Linked DNA regions of Homo sapiens: region 2 is linked to region 1. Evidence: read pairs that join two places in POLR2A ChIA-PET (ENCODE). Cell type or tissue: IMR-90. All regions are shown on one strand. Each heading gives the region's core, and the rest is flanking DNA. Links, peaks and the distances in the headings are about the cores only. Region 1 overlaps TRPC4AP (transient receptor potential cation channel subfamily C member 4 associated protein). Region 2 overlaps ACSS2 (acyl-CoA synthetase short chain family member 2).

Region 1 (8,336 bases), core at 152-8,151:
TTGTTAGGGCTTTAGGGGTAGTTTTGCTGGTCTCTATTTTGAAAATTTCCTCGCTTGTTCTTTCCCTGGCAGCGGCCCTTCTCAGCATTCCTGGCTTTGTTGAGCGGCTTTGCAAACTGGCGACTCGAAAGGTGTCAGAGTCAACGGGCACAGCCAGCTTCCTTCAGGAGTTGGAAGAGTGGTACACATGGCTAGACAATGCTTTGGTGCTAGATGCCCTGATGCGAGTGGCCAATGAGGAGTCAGAGCACAATCAAGGTATGGAAGGATGGGTCCCCTGAGTGATCGGGAGCTTTTCCTTGGGCGCCTGGGACCATTCTTGCTCTTCTTTCCAAGAAGGATTAATTTGAGATTTGCTCAGAGTAGAATTGTCCTCAAGGCAATTCTAGACCATGACTATTAAGACTCTTTTGACAGCTTGTTACAGAAACTTCATTGAACTCCCCAAAGTGGACCTGATTTCAGGGAGAAGGGCTTTGTTGCAGACCTGAGACAGCTGTGTCTCAGGGACTAACAAGAACCAGTAACCAGAGCATTCTTAGGAACCTAGAAACTTCTCTCCTCGTCTCTTTTTCTTTCTACAGTGTTTCTTAGTCTTCTCTCTCACTGTACCCTACCTTTTCCTGGTCCCCTTGATGGGACTAGGCAGAAGACTGCCTATTAAATAAGAAGACTCCCAGTCTCAGCTCCAGCTTCCTGGTAAAGAACTCTGGCCCATCTTTGGTTAGGTGCCCAGCCTTAAAGCATTTGACTCTGGCCAGCAGGTTCAGAATATACAAACCCAGGAATTCTCAGCTCCCAAACAAGGAATAGGTTTCTCATTGGGAGTGGGGGGCCATCAGCTTTTCTTCTTCCCTCCAGCTCCAAATTGAAGAGACTAAGTTCTCGGTGAGTATGGCAAAGAGGTCAGAGGCTTCCTTCCTCCACCCAGCTCCATACTGTACTCACGGTGTGGAAGCTCTATCCCACATACTTGAGGCCAAGAATTCTATGGCTCTGATCACCTTTGCCCTAGCTTGCTCATGTACAGAGGTTTTACACTGGGAGAGGCAAGCCCGGAAGACTAGAGGCTACTGACCCTGCTCTGAGAATTTGCCCACAGAGAGAGGCAGTTAATAAGAACAGAGTCCAGGGAAGTTCATGCCTGAGGAGATTTTGATGGTAAGCAAATAAAAAGAGGTACCTCTTCTTTTTTTTTACTCTTTTTTTTTTTTTTTTTTTTTTTTTTTGAGACGGAGTCTCGCTCTGTCGCCCAGGTCGGACTGCGGACTGCAGTGGCGCAATCTCGGCTCACTGCAAGCTCCGCTTCCCGGGTTCACGCCATTCTCCTGCCTCAGCCTCCCGAGTAGCTGGGACTACAGGCGCCCGCCACCGCGCCCGGCTAATTTTTTGTATTTTTAGTAGAGACGGGGTTTCACCTTGTTAGCCAGGATGGTCTCGATCTCCTGACCTCATGATCCACCCGCCTCGGCCTCCCAAAGTGCTGGGATTACAGGCGTGAGCCACCGCGCCCGGCCTTTACTCTTTTATTTTTTATATTTTCTCTTTTTTGAATAGAGACGGGTTTTGCCATGTTGGTCAGGCTGGTCTCAAACTCCTGGCCTCAAGTGATCCACCCTCCTTGGCCTCCCAGAGTGCCAGGTTTATAGGCATGAGCCACTGTGCCTGGCCAGGTACCCTCTTCTTAATTAAGAACAGGGTGATCTACAGGCCAGCTAGTTCACCAGAGAACCAGGGAAGGAGACAGCTGAGAAGAACTCTCCCAAGGTCAGAACAAAGCTCAATTTCAAAAATTACCCCTTCCTGAATTTAATTGAATTAGACTTTGGAGCAGTGTATACTCCAGGGCATTATCAAAAACAGTCGAGAATTCAGTCAGCAGTTAGTAGAGCCTAACAGCTGGATGTGATACCAGAAGAGGTAGAAAGCTTAACAGAGAGATCATGGAAAGAGCTAGTCAAAGACAGCCTGGCTCAATGTCATCCCAGGGAGACTCTGTACATGCCCAAGGTTGCACTCTCTGAGGCACAACATGAAAATCTTCACCAGTCTTTGGGGAAGGAGACTTTACGAAAATAGTCTAACCAAGTCACTAAACTAATAAATAAGCAAATAACAACAACAAACCCTGAAGGAGGGGGAATCAGTATCCAGAGTTGCTACAGTATATTACTTAAAATGTCCTTTTTTGAGATGGAGTCTCTTGTCGCCCAGGTTGGAGGGCAGTGGCACAATCTCGGCTCACTGCAACCTCTGTCTCCCATGTTCAAGCAGTTCTCTCTCAGCCTCCCGAGTAGCTGGGGTTACAGGTGCATGCCACCACACCCGGCTAATTTTTTGTATTTTAGTAGAGAAAGGATTTTACCTAGTTGCTGGTATTGAACTCCTGAGCTCAGGCAATCCACCCACCTTGGCCTCCCAAAGTGCTAGGATTACAGGCGTGAGCTACCACACCCAGCCTAAAATGTCCAGTTTTTAACAAAAATTGAGACATACACACAAAAAACAGGAAGTGTAACCTATACACAAGAAAAAGCAGGCAACAGAAATTTCCTGTGAAAGGGTCCAGATACCAGATTTAACAGCAGCCATTAAAAATATGATCAAAGGGCTGGGCGCGTTGGCTCACACCTGTAATCCCAGCACTTTGGGAGGCTGAGGCGGGCGGATCACGAGGTCAGGAGATCGAGACTATCCTGGCTAAGACGGTGAAACCCCGTCTCTACTAAAAATACAAAAAATTAGCTGGGCGTGGTGGCAGGCGCCTGTAGTCCCAGCTACTGGGGAGGCCTGAGGCAGGAGAATGGCGAGAACCTGGGAGGCAGAGGTTGCAGTGAGCCGAGATCCTGCCACTGCATTTCAGCCTGGGCGACAGTGCGAGACTCTGTCTCAAAAAAAAAAAAAAAAAAAAAAGATCAAAGAACTAAAACTATGCTTGAAGAAGTAAAGGACTATTTGATAATGTGTCGTTAAATAGAGAATAACAATAAAAAGATAGGAAGTATTTGAAAAGAGCCCAGTGGAAGTTCTAGAATTGAAGAGTAGTATAATAATCAGGCCAGGTGTGGTGGCTCACACCTGTAATCCCAGCACTTTGGGAGGCTGAGGCGGGCAGAGCATTTGAGGCCAGGAGTTCAAGATTGGCCAGGCCAACATGGCAAAACCCCATCTCTATTAAAAATATAAAGGTTAGATGGCCATGGTGGTGCACACCTGTAATCCCAGCACTTTGGGAGGCTGAGGTGGGCGGAGCACTTGAGGCCAGGAGTTTGACATCAGCCAGGCCAACATGGCGAAACCCCATCTCTATTAAAAATACAAAAGCTAGATGGCCATGGTGGTGCACACCTGGAATCCCAGCTACTTGGATTGCTGAGGCATGAGAATCGATTGAACCCGGGGCAGAGGTTGCAGTGTGCTGAGATGGTGCCACTGCAGTTGCGCCTGGGTGACAAAGTGAGACTTTGTCTCAAAAAAAACTTTTTTTTAAGTAGTATAATAATCAAGATGAAAAAATCACTAGAAAGACTCAGCAGTAGATATGAACTGGCAGAAGAAAGACTCAGCAAAATAGGTTGATAGAGATTAAACATTCTAAAGAACAGAGGGAAGAAAGAATAAAGAAAACAGGGCCTTAAAATAATGTGGGGCACTATTAAGCACACCAAGATATGCATAATGGGAGTACCAGAAGGAGATAAAGTAACAGAAAAATTATCAAAGAAATAATGCTGAAAATCTCCCAAATGTAATGTAAATCATTAATGCACACATTCAAGAAGCCCAAAGAATCCAAGTCGGAATACTCAGATCCACATGCAGACACATGGTAATAAAAACGCTGAGGCCTGGCATGTTGGCGCACACCTGTAATCCCTGCACTTTAGGAAGCCAAGAAGGGTGGATTGCTTGAGCTCAGGAGTTCAAGACCAGCCTGGGGAATGTGGCAAAACCCCATCTCTTTGAAAAAAAAAAAAAAAAAAAAAAAAAGTTAACCAGGGGTAGTAGTGCACACCTGTAATCCCAGCTACTCAGGAGACTGAGATGGGACAATCACCTCAACCCAGGAGGATGAGGCTGTAGTGAGCTGCAATCACAGCCTGGGTGACAGAGCGAGACCCTGCCTCCAAAAAGAAAAAAAAAAAATCCTGAAAGATAAGAAAATCTTGAAAGTAGTAAGAGAAAAATGGCTCATCATGCCCAAGGATATTCCAATAAGATTAGTGGCTGACTGCTCATCAGGAATAATGGAAGGCAGAAGGCAGTAGGGTGACATATTCAGAATGCTGAAAGAAAACAGTCAACCAAGAATCTTGTATTTTACAAAACTATGTTTCAAAGATGAAGTTGAAATAAAAACATTCTTAGAAAAGAAAAACTGAAAGAACTCATTAGTAACAGACAAACATCTGGAAATTAAGCAGCATACCGACTTATGAGAAATACCAAAGGAAGTTCTTCAGGTTGAAAGCAGGTGACTTCAGACAGTAATTTGACTCCACATGAAAAACAAAGAGCACCTTAAGTAAAGGTAATTCTGTAATTGTAAGAGATTGTGTAAATGCATATTTCTTCTCCTTTTCTTCAGTTAAAAAACTTACACAAACCATCTAATTATATTGTTGAACCTATAACATATGGAAACATATTTTGCAATAACTGTACAAAGAAAACGGGTGGTACCAAAGTTGTAATGGAGTATCATGACACCAAATTGCAACTTGAATCCCTAGGAATCGGTGAGGAGAACCAAAATGGTAATAAGAGGGTAAATATAAAAACTCCATAAATGTATACTTGCTCTTCATTCCTTTTCTCAGTTTCTCTAACATAAAATTATTTAAAGTAACAATTAGAACAAGTATTGTTGGGCTTTTAACATACATAGATACAATATGCACAATTACAGCACAAAAAGAATGAAGATGGAATGGAGCTCTAAGTTAGAATAAATCCGAAAATGCTTGCTTCAGCAACACATATTCCAAAATTGGAACAGTACAGAGATTAGCATGGCCCCTGTGCAAGGATGACATGCAAATTCCTGATGCATTCCATATTTATTTCTAATTTTTAAAAAAAATCTGGAAAAGATTAAGATGTATGTGGTAAGCAACTTCTTTTTTTTTTTTTTTTTTTGATATGGAGTTTCGCTCTTGTTACTCAGGCTGAAGTGCAGTGGTACCATCTTGGCTCCCCGCAACCTCCGCCTCCTGGGTTCAAGTGATTCCCCTACCTCAGCCTCTCTAGTAGCTGGGATTACAGGCATGTGCCACCATGCCCAGCTAATTTTGTATTTTTAGTAGAGACGGGGTTTCTCCATGTTAGTCAGGCTGGTCTCGATCTCCTGACCTCAGGTGGTCCACCCACCTTGGCCTCCCAAAGTGCTGGGATTACGGGTATGAGCCACCGCGCCAGCCAGCAACTTCTAAGAAAGTAACTTGGGGCTGGGCGCGGTGGCTCACGCCTGTAATCCCAGCACTTTGGGAGTCTGAGGTGGGCGGATCACGAGGTCAGGAGATCGAGACCACCCTGGCTAACGTGGTGAAACCCCGTCTCTACTAAAAATACAAAAAAATTAGCTGGGCGTGGTGGCGGGCGCCTGTAGTCCCAGCTGCTGGGGAGGCTGAGGCAGGAGAATGGCGTGAACCCAGGAGGCGGAGCTTGCAGTGAACCGAGATCGCGCCACTGCACTCCAGCCTGGGTGACAGAGCGAGACTCTGTCTCAAAAAAAAAAAAAAAAAAAAAAAAAGAAAGTAACTTGGGAAATATAGTAAAGAAATAATTGAAGGAGATATAATGTTATACTAGAAAATATTAATCAAAAGAAACACTAAAGGAGATATAGAGGAACAAAAAAACACACAAGACATACAGAAAACAAAAAGTTAAATGGCAGAAGTCAGTCCAGCCTTATCAATAGTAACATTAAATGTGAATAGATTTAACAATTCATTCAAAAGACAGATTGTTATATTGGATCAGAAAACAAGATCCAGTTATATGCAGCCTATAGAAAACACACTTTCAATTCAGAGATAAAATAGGTTGAAAGTAAAGGACAGAAAAAGATGTATCATGCAGGCAGCATCCACGAGAAAGCTGGAGAGGCTGTACTTTTAAAAAGTTGGAGGGACAGAGTCTCACTCTGTCACCCAGGCTGGAGTGCAGTGGCACGATCAGCTCACTGCAACCTCCACCTCCCGGGTTCAAGCAATTCTGATGCCTCAGCCTCCCAAGTAGTTGGGATTACAGGCGGGGAGCCCACGCCCAGCTCATTTTTGTGTGTGTTTTTAGTAGAGATGGGGTTTCAGCATGTTGGCCAGGTTGGTCTCAGATGGCCTCAGGTGATCTGCCTGCCTTGGCCTCTCAAAGTGCTGGGATTACAGGCATGAGCCACCACCACCCAGCCAAAAAAGCTGGAGAGACTTTAAAACAAAAACTGTTATCAGAGCAAAATAGGGATATTTGATAATAACAGGGTGAAACCATCAAGAAGATACAACAGTTATAAACATGTATGCATCCAAAAACAGCCCCCAAAAAATACATGAAGCAAAAACTAACAGATTGGAAGAGAGCAGTAGTTCAAAAACAACAGCTGGAGACCTTAACATACTACTTTTAATAATGGATAAAACTAAGCAGAAGATCAACAGGGAAACAGAAGACTTAAATAACACTGTATACCAACAAGGACTAACAGAGAACTGTAGAACCCTCCACCCAACTACTACAGAATGCACGTTCTTCTCAAGTGCACATGAACATTCTCCAGGACAGACCATATGCTAGGCTGTTAAAAAAAAGTTCAGCAAATTTAAAAGGATTAAAACTGTACAAAAGTATGTCCTCAAATCCCAGTGGGGTGAGTTAGAAATAAATAACAAACTTGGGAAATTAATAAATACATGCAAATTAAGCAGTATACTTCTAAATAACCAGTGGGTCAAACAGGAGATCACAAACAAAATTAGGAAGTGTCTTGAGGCCGGGCGCGGTGGCTCACACCTGTAGTCCCAGCCCTTTGGGAGGCCGAGGAGGCGGGTCGCTTAAGGTCAGGAGGTCCAGGCAGGAAAATTGCTTGAACCCCCGAGGCAGAGGTTGCAGTGAGCCGAGATCACACTACAGCCTGGGTGACAGAGTGAGATTCCATCAAAAAAAAAAAAGGAAATATTTTGAGACAAATGAAAATGATACTATATATCAAACTTATGGGATGCAGCTAAAGCGTGCTTAGAGGGAACTTTAGAGCTATAAATGCCTACATTTTTAAATAAATCTAAATTGCCTAAACGTCTACCTTAAGTCATTGGAAAAAGAACAAACATCTCAAAAGGAAAAGGAAGTAATAGGATTAGAGTGAAAACTGGTGAGATAGAGAATAGAAAAACAGTAGAGAAAATCTGTAAAACCAAAGGTGATTTTTTTAAAGGTAATCTTTAAAAAGATCAACAAAGTTGACAAACTTTTAGCCACACTGACCAAAAAAGAAAGGCTCAAATTACTAAATTAGAAATGAAAGAAGGTACGTTACAACCAACCTTAAGAAAGTAAGAGGACTCTAAGGGAATACTATAAACAATATAAGCCAATAAACTAAATAACCTAGATGAAATGAGCAAGTTAAAAGACACAAACTATTGCAGCTAACTCAGGAAGAAATAGAAAACCTGAAGTATAACAACGAGATTGAATAAATAATGAAAAACTGCCCACAAAGAAAAGTCCTGGCCCACATGGCTTCACTGGTTAATTCTACCAAATGTTTCAAGAAGAATTCACACCAATACTTTCCAGACTCTAATAGAAAATAAAAGAGGAAGGAACAGTTCCCAACTTACTCTTTGAGGTCATATTATCATGATACCAAAACCAGATAAAGACATCACAAGACCAGTATCTCTTATGATTATAGGTGCAAAAATCTTCAACAAAATACTAGCACACCAAGTATAGCAACATACAAGGATTGTATACCATGACCAAATGGATTTATGCAAGTTTGGTTCAACATTTGAAAATCAGTTTATGTAATACACTGTGTTAATAGAATAAAGGACAAAAACCACATGATCGTTTCCATAGGAGCAAAAAAGCATTTGACAAAATCCAACACCCTTTCATGGTAAAAACAAAAACTCAGGAGAGAACTTCCTCAGCCTGTTAAAGGGCATCTACAAAAACCCATGGCTGACATACCTAATGGCAAAAAATTGAAAGCTTCTACCACTAAGATCAGGAACAAGACGAGTTCCTGATCGTTTCTGGAAGTGGCAGTGCCATTGCCACTTCTCTTCAGCATCGTATTGGAGGTTCTGGCTAGGGCAGTTAGG
Region 2 (8,336 bases), core at 308-8,307, 130 kb after region 1:
TACATGATCTAGTCCCTCATTTCCTCTCTGTCCTCACATACAACTATTCTCTCTTCCTCTCCCTTTCCCTCTGCTCCAGCCAAACGGCCTCCCCAGTGTTTGGCAAAAGCACCAAGAACATTTAACCTCAGAGCCTTTGCCCTCTACTTGGAATGTTCTTTCCCTAGATAGCCACATGACTTATTCCCTATCTTTGAGTCGTTGCTCAAATGTTGGCTTCTCAGTAAGGTTATCTTTGATCACCACATTAAAAAAAAAAAAATACTCCCTGCGCTCCTCTCCAGCCCCAGGTTCTCTGAATTAACATTTTCCATGAAATTTTTGTTAGTTTCTCTTTTTCTCACCTACCCAAAAGCTAAAAGTTCTTTCTTCCTCCCAAAGCCCTTTATCTCACTTTCTTTGTGATCTGTTTTTCTAGCTTTTATTATATTTATTTGGGCCTTATCTTTCCCATTATACCCTGAGCTCTTGGAGGGCAGAGATCATGTCTTCTTCTCTGTCTCCTCCAAGCACAATTGGCACAATAGGTATTCGAGGGTCATGGTTGAATAATTGAAAGACTGGTAATTGACTAATGACAGGGAAGACTGGTGCTACCCCCCAACTTTTTTTTTTTTTTTTTTTTTTGAGACAATGTCTCACTATGTTGCCCAGGCTGGTCTTAAACTCTCGGGCTCAAATGATTCTCCCACCTCAGCCTCCAGAGTAGTTGGGACTACAGGCATGCACCACTGCACCCAGCTCCCCTCTTTATATGAGAACGATAGTCATTGAATTGAAGATTTTAATTCCCTAGAACTACAAGCAAGGCACAGGATAGGAAGAAACAGCTGAGGGAAAGACTGAGTTCTTTACAGAGGAATCAGATGGAGGAGAAACAGGAGGAGAAACACCCAGGTGAGAAGAGACACCAAACCTGTTATGAGAGGAGATGAGAGGAACACTGAACTGTTTATTTTGTGGAAGAGAAGATATTGAGAGATGTGATAGCAAGTCTCAAAAATCTGTATCTTCATTGTCTCCACCCCGGTCAAGCTACCTTCATCTCTTGCCTGGATGACCACAATGCCCACCTAACTGGTTTCCCACTTCACTCTTGTTCCCTTCCAGTCCACACATCACCCAGCATGATCTGTGATCTTTTTTTTTTTTTTTTTTGAGAGAGTCTCAGTCTGTCACCCAGGCTGGAATGCAGTGGTGTGATCTTGACTTACTGCAACCTCTGCCTGCCGGGTTCAAATGATTCTCCTGCCTCAGCCTCCCAAGTAGCTGGGACCACAGGTGCATGCCACCATGCCTGGCTAATTTTTGTATTTTTAGTAGAGATGAAGTTTTACCATGTTAGCCAGTCTGGTCTCGAACTCCTGACCTCAAGTGATTTGCCTGCCTTGGCTCCCAAAGTGCTGGGATTACAAGCATGAGCCACTGCACCCGGCCACAGAATGATCTATTAAAAACATAAATTGGCCAGGCATGGTGGCTCATGCCTGTAATCCCAGCATTTTGGGAAGCCAAGGTGGGAGGATTGCTTGAGCCCAAGAGTTCGAGACCAGACTGGGCAACATAGCGAAATGCTCTCTCTACTAAAAAAAAAAAAAAAAAAAAATAGCCAGGTGTGGTGGCACATGCCTATAGTTTCAGCTACTCAGGAGGCTGAGGTGGGAGGATCACTTGAGCCCAGGAGGTGGAGATTACAGTGAGCTGAGATGTTGCCACTGCACTCCAGCCAGGGCAATAGAGCCAGACCTTGTCTCAAAATTAATTAATTAATTAATTAATTAATTAAACAACAATAAAACAAACCACAAATCAGATCATATCACCTCCTGCTTAAAACCCTTTAACAGCTTCCACTGCATATAGAAGAAAATCCGCACTCCTGCTATGCCTTGTATCCTCCCCAACTTCATCTTGTGCCATTCTCCTATTCTGCCTACTAGGCTCCAAACATGCTGGCCTTCTGACTGATAGAACATGCCATATTCTTTAACTATCTTTCCCCAACTCTTCTTGTGTTTCAAATCTCAGCTTAAATGTCACTTCCTAGTGAAGCTTTCCCTGACCACCCTAAGTAGATCAGCTCTTCTTGTTATTCATCATAACACTGCTTATTTTCTTCACAGCATTTTTCTCAAACTATACTTCTTTTGTTATTTGTTTACTTATTGTTATTGTTAATATTATTAATAGAATTAATATTACTTGTTTACTTATTATTATTTTTGCTAATTTCCTATCTTCCCTACTAGACAGAAGACAGTTTCTGAAGGCAGAGGCCAAGTTGGTCTTGTTCACTGCTGAATCCCTCATTGTCTCGTACAGAACCTTGTATATAATAGGTGTTCAGTAAATTTTTGCTGAATGAATGCATGAATCTAAAGGATCATTATGGGGAAAAGTAGACTAATGTAGTATAACTATAAATGGAAAATCTACATCAATTGGGAGAGCTCCATATTAAAAAAAAAACCTTTCTGTTAGAGATGTCCAAAGATGGAAGGCACTCCTTCAGGAGTTTCCTGACCCTGGAGATATCATGTTGAATCTGGGATTTGTAGCGATACCAAAGAGCAGCCTCCACAATATGGCTGGGGACCAAGCAAGACCAGTGTTTCTCAAAGAGTGGTCAGATAGTGTTAATAATGCAGTACCAAGTTCCCATGCAGCACAGGATTGTTCAGGTTGGGCCAGGGTAACCCTGACACCTACTTCTACTAGATTATTCTCCAGGGAGTGGGGCCTTGAAATTTTCATTGCATAAGCTCCCCATATAATTCATGGTTATTGAAGTTTGAGATGACCTTTACAGCCCTTCCAACTTTGAGATTCTTTGATTCTATAAAATGAAAAAACAATGTGAAAGAGTTCTGTGATCCATAAAGCACTGCACAATTGTGGAGCACTCAAGATATAAGTATACCCACAAGTCAATTTCCCTTTCACCAGGGAATGGGAGCAATGTACCTTGACTAATTAGCAGCCTAATGTTCCCTCTGGGTGCTTCTGCCCTAGCTGCAGTAAGTATCAAGAAGGGCTGAAGGAGGAGGTAGATGGAGGCACACCCCAAAAACTGAACCACAGATTACTCAGAATGCCAGAGGAGGGCCAGATATGGTGGCTCATGCCTGTAATCCCAACACTTTAGGGGCCGAGGTGGGAGGATCACTTGAAGCTAGGAGTTAGAGACTAGACTGGACAACAAAGCAAGATCCTGTCAAAAAAAGAAAGAAAAGAAAAGAGAAAAAGAAAGAATTCCAGAAGAGGATGGTACTTTTGAGACTCACCACTCTTATTTACCATTGAGAAACCTATGGCACAGAAATAGAAAGTGATGACCTCAAGGTTACTTACAAATTAGTAGCAACACTATTCTAAAGCACTGTTGTCCAAAATGGTAGTCACTAGCCACATATAGCTATCAAACACTAGAAATGTGGCGGAAGAACTGGATTATTTATTTTACTTAATTTTAATTACTATAAATATCAATAGTTACATGTAGCTAGTGGCTTCCATGTTGGATAGCACAGTTCTTGAGTCTAAATGTCTAGTTCAGGGCCTTCTCCTCCTAAATGACATGGCCTCCAAAAGGGGGGTATTGTTTCCAAATTCAGAATTAGCATAAGGAAAAAAATAAAAATGTAGGAACTCTGAGAACTGTGAGGTTGACAACTACCAAGGATGGAATTTTAGTGTACTTAACAGAAATTCATCATTCTGTTTGGTTTTCCCTTAGTTCCTTAGAAAAAGTTCCTTTTGAAAACACCACAGATTTCTGGTTTCAAATGATATCTAACTTGTAGACCCTAATGCAGCCTCACTCAGCTCCTGATTCAAAAACTGGAATCAACTGTCATCCTATCACCCAAATTTGGACGGGCTTTTCACCAACTCAAAACTGATGAAACTAGAGTAAATAGCCTCAATCAGTGGACTATTTATGAAATTTCTCCCTAAACATTGATTCCTCACCTATTGAGGGAGCCAGGACTGTACCGGCCAGTCTTCAAAAGGCAGTTAATGGGCCAGGTGCAGTAGCACATGCCTGTAATCCCAACATTTTGGGAGGCCAAGGTGGGAGGATCACCTGAGGTCAGAAGTTCGACACCAGCCTGGCCAACATGGCCAAACCCCATCTCTACTAAAAAAAAAAAAAAAAATTTAGCCGGGCATGGTGGCACGCACCTGTAGTCGCAGCTACTTGGGAGGCTGCACATGAGAATCTCTTGAACCTGGGAGGCAGAGGTCGTAATCAGCCAAAATTGTGCCACTGCACTCCAGCCTGGGCGACAGAGCGAGACTCAGTCTCAAAAAAAAAAAAAAAAAAAAAAGGTCAGGCATGGTCAAGGAGATACAAATCAAAATAACAATCAGATCCCACTTCACACTCACTAAGATGGCCATAATCAAACAAACAGACAGTAACAAGTGCTGACAAGCATGTGCAGAAATTGGAAACCTCATACATTGCCGGGAATATAAAATGGTTCAGCTACTTTGGAAAACAGTCTGGCAGTTCCTCAATAGGTTAAATATAGACTTACCATATGACTCAGCAATTAAACTCCTAGCTATATACCCAAGAGAATTGAAAACATACATCTACACAAAAACATGTACCCAAAGGTTTGTAGTAGCGTTATTCATGACATCAGAAAGTGTAAACAACCCAAATGTCCACCAATTGAGGAATGAATAAAGAAAAATGTGGGGCCAGGTGTGGTGACTCATGCCTGTAATCCCAGCACTTTGGGAGGCTGGGGCGGGTGGATCACAAGGTCAGGTGTTCAAGACCAGCCTGGCCAACATGGTGAAACCCCGTCTCTACTAAAAATACAAAAATTAGCCGGGCGTGGTGGCCAGTGCCTGTACCTCAGCTGCTCGGGAGGCTGAGGTGGGAGAATCGCTTGAACCCGGGAGGCGGAGGTTGCAGTGAGCCGAGATCATGCCATTGCACTCCAGCCTGGGCGACAAGAGCAAGACTCCATCTCAAAAAAAAACAAAAAAGAAAGAAAAGAAAGAAAAAGAAAGGAAGGAAGGAAGGAAGGAAGGAAGGAAGGAAGGAAGGAAGGAAAGAAAGAAAGAAAGAAAGAAGGAAAGAAAGAAAGAAAGAAAAAAATGTGATAACGTTGAGAGGTGACAGCGTGCTGGCAGTCCTCACAGCCCTTGCTCGCTCTCGGCGCCTCCTCTGCCTGGGCTCCCACTTTGGCGGCACTTGAGGAGCCCTTCAGCCCACCGCTGCACTGTGGGAGCCCCTTTCTGGGCTGGCCAAGGCCGGAGCTGGCTCCCTCAGCTTGCAGGGAGGTGCGGAGGGAGAGGCCCGAGCGGGAACCGGGGCTGCGCACGGAGCTTGCGGGCCAGCTGGAGTTCCGAGTGGGCGTGGGCTTGGCAGGCCCCGCACTCGGAGCAGCCGGCCGGCCCTGCCGGCCCCAGGCAATGAGGGGCTTAGCACCCGGGCCAGCAGCTGCGGAGGGTGTACTGGGTACCCCAGCAGTGCCAGCCCACCAGCACTGCGCTCCATTTCTCGCCAGGCCTTAGCTGCCTTCCCGCGGGGCAGGGCTCGGGACCTGCAGCCCGCCATGCCTGAGCCTCCCCCACCCCCACCGTGGGCTCCTGTGCGGCCCGAGCCCCCCCGACGAGCACCGCCCCCTGCTCACGGCACCCAGTCCCATCGGCCACCCAAGGGCTGAGGAGTGCAGGCACACGGCGCAGGACTGGCAGGCAGCTCCACCTGCAGCCCCAGTGCGGGATCCACTGGGTGAAGCCAGCTGGGCTCCTGAGTCTGGTGGGGAAGTGGAGAACCTCTAAGTCTAGCTAAGGGATTGTAAATACACCAATCTGCACCCTCTGTCTAGCTCAGGGTTTGTGAATGCACCAATGGACACTCTGTATCTAGCTACTCTGGTGGGGCCTTGGAGAACCTTTATGTCTAGCTCAGGGATTGTAAATACACCAATCGGCACTCTGTATCTAGCTCAAGGTTTGTGAACACACCAATCAGCACCCTGTGTCTAGCTCAGGGTTTGTGAATGCACCAATTGACACTCTGTATCTAGCTACTCTGGTGGGGACTTGGAGAACCTTTGTGTTGGCACTCTGTATCTAGCTAATCTGGTGGAGATGTGGAGAACCTTTGTGTCTAGCTCAGGGATTGTAAACGCACCAATCGGCACCCTGTCAAAACAGACCACTTGGCTCTACCAATCAGCAGGATGTGGGTGGGGCCAGATAAGAGAATAAAAGCAGGCTGCCCCAGCCAGCAGTGGTAACCCGCTCAGGTCCCCTTCCACACTGTGGAAGCTTTGTTCTTTTGCTCTTTGCAATAAATCTTGCTGCTGCTCACTCTTTGGGTCCACACTGCTTTTATGAGCTGTAACACTCACTGTGAAGGTCTGCAGGTTCACTCCTGAGCCAGCGAGACCACAAACCCACCAGAAGGAAGAAACTCCGAACACATCCGAACATCAGAAGGAACAAACTCCAGACGTGCCACCTTAAGAGCTGTAACACTCACCGTGAGGGTCCACGGCTTCATTCTTGAAGTCAGTGAGACCAAGAACCCACCAATTCCGGACACAATGTGATACAGTTATACAATGCAACATTATTCAGCAATGTAAAAGGATGAAGTACTGATATATGGTATAACATGGATGAACTTTTTTTTTTTTAAGACAGTCTCACTTTGTTGCCCAGGCTGGAGTGTGGTGGCATGATCTTGGCTCACTGCAACCTCCGTCTCCTGGGTTCAAGCAATTCTCCTGCCTCAGCCTCCCAAGTACCTGGAATTACAAGCATGCACCACCATGGCCGGCTAATTTTTATATTTTTAGTAGAGATGGGGTTTCACCATGTTGGCCAGGCTGGTCTCAAACTGCCAAGCTCAGGTGATCCACCAACCTCAGGTGATCCACCCACCTCAGCCTCCCAAAGTGCTGGGATTACAGACATGAGCCACTGCATCCGGCCTATAACATGGATGAACCTTGAAAACATTATGCTTAGTGAAAGAAACCAGACACAAAGGGCCACGTGTTATATGATTCCATTTATATGAAACATCCAGAATAAGGCAGAGCCTTAGAGACAGAAAGTAGATTAGTGGTTGCCTAGAGCTGGAGGAGAAGAAGTTGGGGGAAAATGAAAAATGACTGCTAATGAGTATTGCACTTCTTTTGGGGGTGATGAAAATTTTCTAAAATTGAAAGTTGTACACCTTTGCAAATATATTAAAAATATGAATTGTATACTTTAAATGGGTGAATTATATGGTATAAATTATATCTCAATAAAAAATATAATTGCAATTTTGATTGGAATTGCAATAAATGTACAGATTAATTTGGAAAATACAGACATCTTTACAAACCTTCCTTTCCAGAAAGGTTGTAACTATTCATTCATTAGAAAGATTAAGCACTATTCATTCATTCATTCTTGCCTCTTTCTATTTTTTTTTTTCCTTTTTTTGAGACAGTCTAGCTCTGTTGCCCAGGCTGGAGTGCAGTGGTGCTATCTCGGCTCACTGCAACCTCCGCCTCCCGGGTTCAAGCAATTCTTATGTCTCAGCCTCCCGAGTAGCTGGGACTACAGGCCCCCGCCACCACAGGCTAATTTTTATATTTTTAGTAGAGACAGGGTTTCACCATGTTGGCCAGGCTCTTGACCTCAAGTGATCCGCCCGCCTTGGCCTCCCAAAGTGCTAGGATTGCAGGCGTGAGCCACCACGCCCAGCCTGTTTATTTCTAAAGACAACACTTGGGCACTTATTTTTTTCTAGCACTAGAGTCCTATGTAGACATCTGTTTCCCTCACTGGATTATGAGTTCCTTAATGGCAGACAGGATATCTTTTTATATGTTTTCTCCTTAGTGCTTACCACAAAGGCCAATACACAGTGAGCACTTAATACATAATTGTAAAATGAATAGATAAAAGAATGAATAAATAAATGAACAAACTTATCTCTGCTTATATGACCAGCTGGATCCAAGATGATCAAAGAGAGAAAGTATGGAAGGAGAGGGGATAAGATAGGATACAGATAAACAAGATAGATGCTGGACAGGCAGAGGAAAGACAAGAGTGGAATTTGTGGAATGGATTTTGGAATCATGTCAAGAAGTGTTTCTTGAGATCCTACAGTGGGCTCAGTCTGGGACTCTGTGAAGAGGCTGGAAGAGAACCCTGGAGCTGAGGTTCAGAGTATGGGACTCCTGCCCTGCAGTCTGGGCTATTATTGTACCCTGTCCTCTTGCCAGCTATTTTCAGGCCTTGATCCAAATACCTTTTGCATGTTCCCCTTGGCCAAAGTGGCTTTGGTGCCCGATGGATTG

What was found. ChIA-PET counts read pairs that join two places held together with the same protein. Peaks named below come from ENCODE experiments on the same cell type or tissue, not always from the same donor. Only the 100,000 strongest peaks of a DNase experiment are listed, where the experiment ranks them.
Region 2: POLR2A ChIA-PET joins it to region 1 with 13 read pairs; 3 of 35 experiments call an interaction of 5 or more read pairs at or near these places.

What each region holds. Positions count from the first base shown.
Region 1 is chr20:35,027,045-35,035,380 of GRCh38, reverse strand. It overlaps TRPC4AP (transient receptor potential cation channel subfamily C member 4 associated protein), which reads left to right. Exons shown (of 19, transcript NM_015638.3): 8 at 73-258. It also overlaps the pseudogene RNU6-407P. Among named protein-coding and RNA genes, the nearest start is that of MIR499B, 41 kb to the right of the region's middle. In IMR-90, for the core only: no CTCF peak of the experiment used is centred there; no DNase peak of the experiment used is centred there.
Region 2 is chr20:34,896,162-34,904,497 of GRCh38, reverse strand. All of the region lies in intron 2 of ACSS2 (acyl-CoA synthetase short chain family member 2), which reads right to left. Among named protein-coding and RNA genes, the nearest start is that of ACSS2, 24 kb to the right of the region's middle. In IMR-90, for the core only: no CTCF peak of the experiment used is centred there; DNase peaks (open chromatin) are centred at 4,577 and 8,027; H3K27ac peaks cover 109 bases.